2 separate regions of the Homo sapiens genome follow, and region 1 is linked to region 2. A link is a contact called in ENCODE Hi-C data. All regions are on one chromosome and are shown on one strand. The core of a region is the stretch at or near the end of the contact, and the rest is flanking DNA. Distances in the headings are between cores, read along the strand shown.

What was found. Hi-C counts contacts between places; a loop is a spot of excess contacts on that map. Pooled maps may share reads with other maps.
Region 1: a map of Panc1 shows a loop between it and region 2 (6-fold over the local background). The contact joins two enhancer-like sites. A Hi-C loop is called at or near these places in 1 of 168 maps with a recorded cell type or tissue (Panc1), 3 of 37 single-sample maps with no recorded cell type and 9 of 50 pooled maps.

Annotation. Positions count from the first base shown.
Region 1 is chrX:136,692,031-136,695,971 of GRCh38, reverse strand. The region is part of intron 9 of ARHGEF6 (Rac/Cdc42 guanine nucleotide exchange factor 6); the gene reads left to right. Among named protein-coding and RNA genes, the nearest start is that of CD40LG, 46 kb to the right of the region's middle. RefSeq lists an enhancer at 1,092-1,191. Within about 2 kb of position 1,436, at least 4 of the 41 ENCODE cell types and tissues checked have a DNase peak (open chromatin) inside an H3K27ac peak, as active enhancers do.
Region 2 is chrX:136,226,337-136,230,702 of GRCh38, reverse strand. MAP7D3 (MAP7 domain containing 3) reads left to right here. Exons shown (of 19, transcript NM_024597.4): 10 at 110-318; 11 at 1,945-2,080; 12 at 3,272-3,419. Among named protein-coding and RNA genes, the nearest start is that of MAP7D3, 23 kb to the left of the region's middle. Within about 2 kb of position 2,087, at least 2 of the 41 ENCODE cell types and tissues checked have a DNase peak (open chromatin) inside an H3K27ac peak, as active enhancers do.

The DNA of each region.
Region 1 (3,941 bases), core at 187-2,686, 470 kb before region 2:
CAGCTACTAGTTTCTTTTTAGGAAAAAAAGTATAAAATATTTCAAGCATACAAAGAACAGAGATAATATAAAGTACATCCACGTACCCACTATTCAGCTTAAGAAACAAATTATAGATGCAATTCAAGTTCTGTGTATCCCCTTCAATATTTCCTGCTCTTCTCTCCCTCACCAGAGTGAACCACAGTCCTAAATTTGTTTTTGTCATTTCCAGGAATGTTTTCATACTTTTCTACATATCTACAATAAAGAAAAAATGATTCACAGACTTTTTTCCTTTGATGAATTCATAAATGTCCTGTGAATATAAGGGCAAATTCCTTAACACCAGTAAAATGAGCACATGTTCTCCTTTTGATATGAAAACAATATTCTGGATGAATACTGGAAAGAAATGGTTTACCTCAAGTGGCAGACTTTCTGTGGTGTTTAGAGAAGTTTCCATTGTAACTCTATGTGTTAAAATGTTACTGACTACATTTACCTATGTTGGGAATTTAATTTTATAATTAAGTAAAGCTTCCCTCAAACATTATGGTTTGATGTTTGTTACACAGTTGATTTAAAAGATTCTCAAGTTTTTGGTGAAGTATAATGCCCTGTTTAATTTTAGTTAACGGTGTTTTTGAGAATTTTATAATATCCCTTGAAATGATGGAAGACTCACTGGAGTCCTCATAGAACTAAATTTTTATCTTACTGGTTTATTTACAGGTAAAAGGGATGAAAATTAAAATACTTGAGGTTTTTCTCACATGTGCTTTTAATATAATCTCAACTATTTTACATGCATCTAGTGGCAATTTATGCTGACCTATTAAAGGCAAAGCACAGTGAAATGAAATTCACAGAAAATTCACATTAAACATTTTTTAGATGAAGATTTCAGCTGAAATAGGGACATTGGTGGATTTCTGTTCTTTCCTTGCTGAAGCTGTGATGTTCAGGTGAACTTCTTCCTTTCGGCCTTTAGGTGGCAATACCATACCAGGAATGCTTATAACAATTGGCCCTGAGAAGGGATCCAGCCTTAAAATTGTATGATTGCATGCAGCTGTCTTGTTAAAAATGCAGTCGTGTATGGCCTGAATTTGGATATGTAATCAGACCCCAACCTTGATGTGTCCCCATATTTGCATATATTTGAATGGCCGCTCTAGTCTTTTGTTGTCCCCTGGGTGAGGTATTTCGGGATTTCCCCTCCCTCTCCCCTGCTAGCTTGCTATGGTAGCTCCTGTTTCTTCCTGGGAATAACCTCTCTTTTACAAAAATACCCTCTTCTCTCCTGTGCTTGCTTCAGTGTGGCATTCATCCTTTTTCACGAGGGAGAGGGTTAAATGAGAGATCAGAGAGAAGAGGAGTTGGTGCTAAGACAGATCCGGACCTCACTTCCGTCTCTGCTGTGCTGTGCTTTTGCTCTTGTTAGTTCTCTCCACTCTTTGTTTACCATGGTTGCCAGCAATGAAGACTTTGAGAAACCCCCCAAAAAGTTGTGTACTTGCTCTGGGGGCAGGGAGCACGTAAAAAATTCTGAGCCTAGGTTCTGTTCTTTTCTGTCTTTGAAGGGCCAGAGAAGGGAGCAAGTAAGACTGATCACAAACAAAAAGTGGTAGGGACAAGGCCGGGCGCGGTGGCTCACGCCTGTAATCCCAGCACTTTGGGTGGCCGAGGCAGGTGGATCACTGGAGGTCAGGAGTTCCAGGCCAGCCTGGCCAATATAGTGAAACCCCATCTCTACTAAAAGCACAAAAATTAGCCGGATGTGGTGGTGTGCGTCTGTAGTCCCGGCTACCCAGGAGGCTGAGGCAAGAGAATCGCTTGAACCCTGAAGGTGGAGGTTGCAGTGAGCCAAGATCGCACCACTGCACTTCAGCCTGGGCAACAGAGCAAGACTGTCTCAAAAAAAAAAAAAAAAGGAGTGGGGACAAAAAAAGAAGCAAAAGAAGCACACCACCTAATATCTGGGGCTGGATAAATGAAAAAGAGAAGAAAGGGAACCACTCTACCCAGTGTGAGTGGCACTCTTGAAATTTTCCACTGGCCAGAGGCTGTGGCAGCCAGCTCCTCTTGCCTCACCACCCCTTTTGGACCACAGTGATTTCCCCCGAAGGGCTGGTGGGGTAGTAATTGAGGTGGAGAGGAGGAATCTCTGACCTTCTGCTAGGTAGAGTTATGATCATTCAAATTAGAAACCTATACAAAGATGCCACAGAAGCACTTCTATATGAGATGGCTAAGCTCTGTAGTGTTATTATAGTATACATAGCTTTCTTCAGCTTTCCAGTCCAACCCAGAATATCCCAGAGCCCCATCCACCATGCATTCTATGAAATAAATGTATGTTGTTTTAAACAGCATTTATACACTGAGAACTGCTTCTATTGTATCATGTCACATATACAGAACATTTTAAGCTTGAAAAGCAAGTCTTAATCCACTGCTATTTCAAATGGGCTGTATAAAATTCTACATTTAAAAGACAGATTGTTCTTTGGTATAACAATATATATTTATGTATTATATTTGTGTATAATGATACTAATTTGTGTATTATGTTTATTTGGCTAAATAAAATGTGTCTTTTAGGATCTATTTATCATAGATAAAAGGCATTTTAGGACAATTTTGTTCTTTTGTTGCCCTAGTAAAATTATCTTTTCTGAAGAACCAGTGTTTTAATCCAAGATAGTGATCTCATGTTGTACTGAAATAAATTTAAATTGTTTTATGATGTTTAGCAAGCCTAGAAGTTAGAATGCTGCATGGAAGGTAATAATAAGGTACACATTAGCATTTGCTTTTAATTGCTTTCACTCTTGCATCAATTAGAGTAAAATGTTGAGGATGCGGGCAGTCATTTAGTCACTGAAAGAAAAAATAAAACTTGTTTACTAAATTGAAAAGAAATTAGGAAAATGATTTTCTCCAAATTACATTTCTACTCAAATGCACTCCAAACCCGAGTTATTTCCCTAATTATATTTTATATGCAATGAATTTTTAAACCTCTTTATGCACTTTATGCTCTTGGTTGGCAATTGAACATCAATTGAATTTCCATTAAGTTGGAAACCACAGGTACTGGTAGTTTTTAAAGATGTGATTTTAGCAAGGTATTTGTCTTGGGATAATAATAATAATAATGCATCCACTGACTACTTTAAAGTTTACAAAATCCTGTCCTGCAGAGAGCCAGTATGGCATCCTAAAAAGACCTGAGGCTTTGGCTTCAGACCTGAGTATGAATCCCACTGTAGCCACTTACTATCACCCTTCCTCTCAGTTTTCTCATCTGTAAAATGGGGAGAACACCTATGTTGAAATGTTGTTGTCATTAAACAAGAATGAATGCATGTACAATTCTTAGCATGAAATAGTAGCATTAAAACCCCCAATATTTAATCTTTGCAATTTTATTAGGAAGTAGGTTTTATCTCTCTTATAAGCATGAGTCAGTTGAGGCTCAGGCAACTCATCCAGGGTTGCCAACTCTCTTTTATGACTCCAAGTCTAGGACATTTCCCTCCCTTTGGCTACTTCTGGAACAAGACTACGAAAACTGATAAAAGGATTAGCAGCAGGCTGGGTGCGGTGGTTCATGCCTGTAGTCCCAGCACTTTGGGAGGCCGAGGTGGGAGGATTGCTTGAGCCCAGGAGTTCGACACCAGCCTGGGCAAAATGGCAAAACCCTGTCTCTATAATTTTGTAAAAGTTTTATAAAAGGATTAGCAGCAATTGCTAGATATGACCTCTCATATGTGATCTAGACTCCATTAAGGCAGCCATTCCCAGCCCAACATATGTGCCATACTGCATGACTCAAGGCTGCTGTTGCATTAGCTGAAACTCCATCTTTTCTCTCCTGCTCAGAAAAGCCCACGAAGGGAGAGTGTGGGTGGGGATTGCAGGGATAACCTGCAATCCGCTCTGTTTCCAGCCTC
Region 2 (4,366 bases), core at 838-3,337:
ATTTTTCAGAAAAATTCCCTGATTATAATGTCATCTCATAATAGCATCTTATATTTTATGAAATTGTACACTGAAAATTAATTAGCAAATGTGTATTACTTTTTCTCAGCAGGCAAATCCAAAAGAACTGCCCTCCATCACCATTACCACTTATTTCAAAACAGTCACCACAGACTTCTTTTCCTTATAAAATAATGCCTATTCAACACACCCTGTCTGTGCAAAGTGCATCAAGTACTGTCAAAAAGAAAAAAGAAACAGTTTCTAAAACCACTAACAGATGTGAGGCTTTGAGCCAAAGGCATATGATCTATGAAGGTAAGTTCTTTCACTAAGAAGTTTATCTTAGCAACACAGAAAATCTTACTGTATTCTGGGAAAGGTTCACTTCATTTTATTCCCCAATTGAGAGAACTTTAGGGAATTATTTTCCTTTTAGAAAGAGAGAATCTAACCAATCTCTGGTACATTGGAATGTATCTTCTCTGTTTGTTTGTCCTTGCCAAAGCTTTCTTCTCACCCCTTTGTTTTGAAAAATCCATTTTTGGAACTGCTTTTAAAAGCATAGGTCTGGCCAAGCATGGTAGCTCACGCCTATAATCCCAGCACTTTGGGAGGCTGAGGTGAGAGGATTGCTTGAGCCAAGGAGTTTGAGACCAGCCCAGGCAACATAGGAGAGAGACCCCTGTTTCTACAAAAAAAAAAAAAATATATATATATATATATATATATATATATACACACACAAAAAAAAAAATTAGCCCGATGTGGAAAGGGTAGGCTATATATTCGGTTAGGGGGTTGAGGATAAGAGTAAGCCATATTATACCATAACCACCTAGCTTAAGGTGGTACACATCTGTAGTCCCAGCTAGTAGGGAGGCTGAGGTAGGAGGATTGCCTGAGACCAGGAGGTGGAGGCTGCAGTGAGCCGTGATAGTGCCTTTACACTCTAGTCTGGATGAGAGAGCGAGACCCCATATCAAAAAAAAGCACAGGTCGGATGAGAGGTTTGGTCTAGGTGATTCCTGAGATCCCTTCTAGCTCTGATAGTGATGGTTCTTGGAGAGAGCACATCCACTCGTGGATGAGCAGGTTTTTCCTAAGATTTAGGTTCGTTTTTATATATAGGCCATAATGTGGTGTCCCTTGATTTGTGTAGTATTCCTGAAAGTGCCATATTGCTATTTTGCCTGTTACGTGCATTCTTAATACCCATGGACATTACTTAATTTCAAAAACACACTGGGGAATTTTGCTCTTTTACGGAATTCCACAGTGAATTTTTTGTAACAGAAACAATCTTTTAATTACAGATTATTCATTCCTGATATGTCTTCTCATTTTCATATGATTTATTTAAAATAAATTAGTAGTTATATAGACCAAAATATCATCATATGCCTCTGTGTACTCACCTTATTTTACTGATAGTCTTGGTTTTGTTATCTACAGTTAGCTACTCTATGATCAACCAAATGTATACACTATTATCAAGGTTTAGCTAAATAGTAATCATATAGTAAAAATGATGCACAGATCTCAAATGTATACCAGATACATATTTGTTTGAGTATTTAAGATATTTGTACCCTTTGTTTGGACCGAGCATAAGCTTGTCTTCCTCTATATTCAGTATTTCTTACTCTTTTCCCATGGGGTCAGTTGATTCAGTTATCTCAAAACCACTAAAACGAAAGTAGAAGTACATTATTTCATTTTGGAACAAGTAGGTGTTAAAAAGAAACAAAATGCTTCTGCTGTTGTTGGGGGTGCAGTTTGAACAAAATCTGTTAGATAATCACCTATAGTTTGCTTGTGATTTATAAATTTTGGACTACGCACATATATATATATTTTAATGTTTTGGATTGTGTTGCACTTCTTTGTTGGAGTGAGAGTTGATTAGCTCTCTTAACTGTTGCACATATTTATTTAAACTAGAGTCTGGTAATAAGAGTACTGCAGGTATTATGAATGCCGAGGCGGCAACAAAAATTTTGACAGAATTGCGCCGCCTTGCTCGTGAACAAAGAGAAAAAGAGGAAGAAGAAAGACAACGGGAAGAAATGCAGCAAAGGTCAGCACAAAGTCTTCCTTCCTATACTATAAATCTTGAGTGGGGCCCAAATTTTTGAAAGTCAAAATTTTACCCTCAAGTTATAAATTCTCAAAGAACAATTGACTTTCTTCAGTGAGGATCAGAAGTGCCTCATTGCCTGCATAGGAAGCATTTCAAGCCCTTGTAAATGGCTAAGGACCCTGGTATGTGGATAAATGGCACAGTCCTTTTTAGCCTCCATACATCATGTGCCATTAAGGTGTGCTAGGAGGATGCACAGAGACCAAACTCACATTCAGGATTTGATCTCTCAGCACCAGAGTGGTATATAAGAACAGATCAGTTCGTGTTCACTAGTGTCAGCCCTTTATTTAAAAGACTTGTAACATCAGGATTTTTAAACCTGAAAATTATACTTACTCATGTTTTACTTTTTCTGTGATCTTTGTGACACCTGTGTCTCATCAGGCCAGTGAGTCATTGCTAGAAGGATTTCCTTTGTGGGCAGCAAATCTCATGTACAGTTGTGTGCATTCAAATTCTAGCAAAGGTTTCTTGTTCCTCCATCTTGAGGACTATTTTATGTCGGGCCTTATAATGTAAACCTCTGTCCACTGGCTGCAGGGAATAACAACAGTACTGAATTTGCTTTTAAGTATTTAGTGTTATTTGAAATAATCACACATTTTCCATATGCTTATATGGGCTTGGGAAAAAGAAGGGAATATTATGAATTACAAAAAAAACCTCTAACTTGAAGAATATTATTCATCGCTTCATATAAACAGAGCTGATTTAGCATTTGAAAGTGCTGAATACTAGGGAACCACCAGACTCTCCTCTAAATTATCTCTGTTACCCCCACGAGAGATTGGGTGTGAGCACGTGTAAAGAAGGCCTTTTAGGGGATGTCATGTCTCAAAGACAGTTAAGGAATGAGTTCCTCTCACGTATGTGTGTTTTTTAACAAGCAAAGTAATCTATTACTTGATTGAAATATTTTTCTGCTCCCGAGGGCTAGTTTTTCTCTTTAAAAAGGGGTGGAATTGTGTAATTCCTATATAGTAACAACACAGAAGATGTAGTGACTCTGGTGTGGATATAAATTATATTACTATACACAGGAAGTTTCACTATAAAAACTCACTAGTGCAAGCTGAGTATGATAGCAATCAAGATAAATACTAACAATTATTTAAATACTCTCAGGGTCATTAAGAAATCAAAAGACATGGCAAAGGAAGCAGTTGGAGGCCAAGCAGAAGACCACTTGAAACTCAAAGATGGGCAGCAACAAAATGAGACTAAAAAGAAGAAAGGATGGCTGGATCAGGAAGACCAGGAAGCACCACTGCAGGTTTGCTGACTTGACACTTTATCAGGGGATGAGAACCAGATTATAAAGTTCAGATGGAACCCAGAGCAAAAATCTCTGTCTCTGAGAAAGAAGACATGAGCAGATTCTCTGGCTGCATTTTATTTTTTATTTTATTTATTTATTTATTAATTTTGAGATGGAGTTTCACTCTTCTCAGCCAGGCTGGAGTGCAATGGCACAATCTTGGCTCACTGCAACCTCTGCCTCCCAGGTTCAAGCCATTCTCCTGCCTCAGCCTCCCAAGTAGCTGGGATTACAGGCATCTGACACCACGCTCAGCTCAGTTTTGTATTTTTGGTAGAGATGGGGTTTTACCATGTTGGCCAGGCTGGTCTTGAACTCCTGACCTCAGGTGATCCGCCCGCCTCAGCTTCCCAAAGTGCTAGGATTACAGGTGTAAGCCACTGCGCCCAACCTCTGGCTGCATTTTTATGTTACAGTCTCTATTACCCAGTACCACTGCAGGTCATTGTCAGCCACCCTCAGAAAACCATAGAATGTTTTCCTAGTGAAATAAGCAGAAAACAGCAAATTGTAGATTAGTAGTCCTTAATTTGAAATCCAAATTGCTTTAACAGATTCCACATCCTACATTGGTTTCCCCCATCTTGCATTCTGTGGTACCATATACAACTCCATCAACTGGACCTTACACCCCTGTAACAGATAAGATAAACCATACATACTTCTACAAGTTTAAAATCATTAACTGAAGAATGTCTCATCTATCTAAAGTCAAGTCACTGGGTAAATAAATGCCCAAACTGAGCTCAGACTATACTCAGTTTGAATTATTACCATAGCCCAATTTATATTTCCAGTTTTTAGTGTATTATTCACCAGCATTGGTCATATGTTTTATATATGATTGTTTATGCTTGCATTTCTCAGGAGGGTGCCTTCAAGAATCCTCTCAGTGCTTTTGA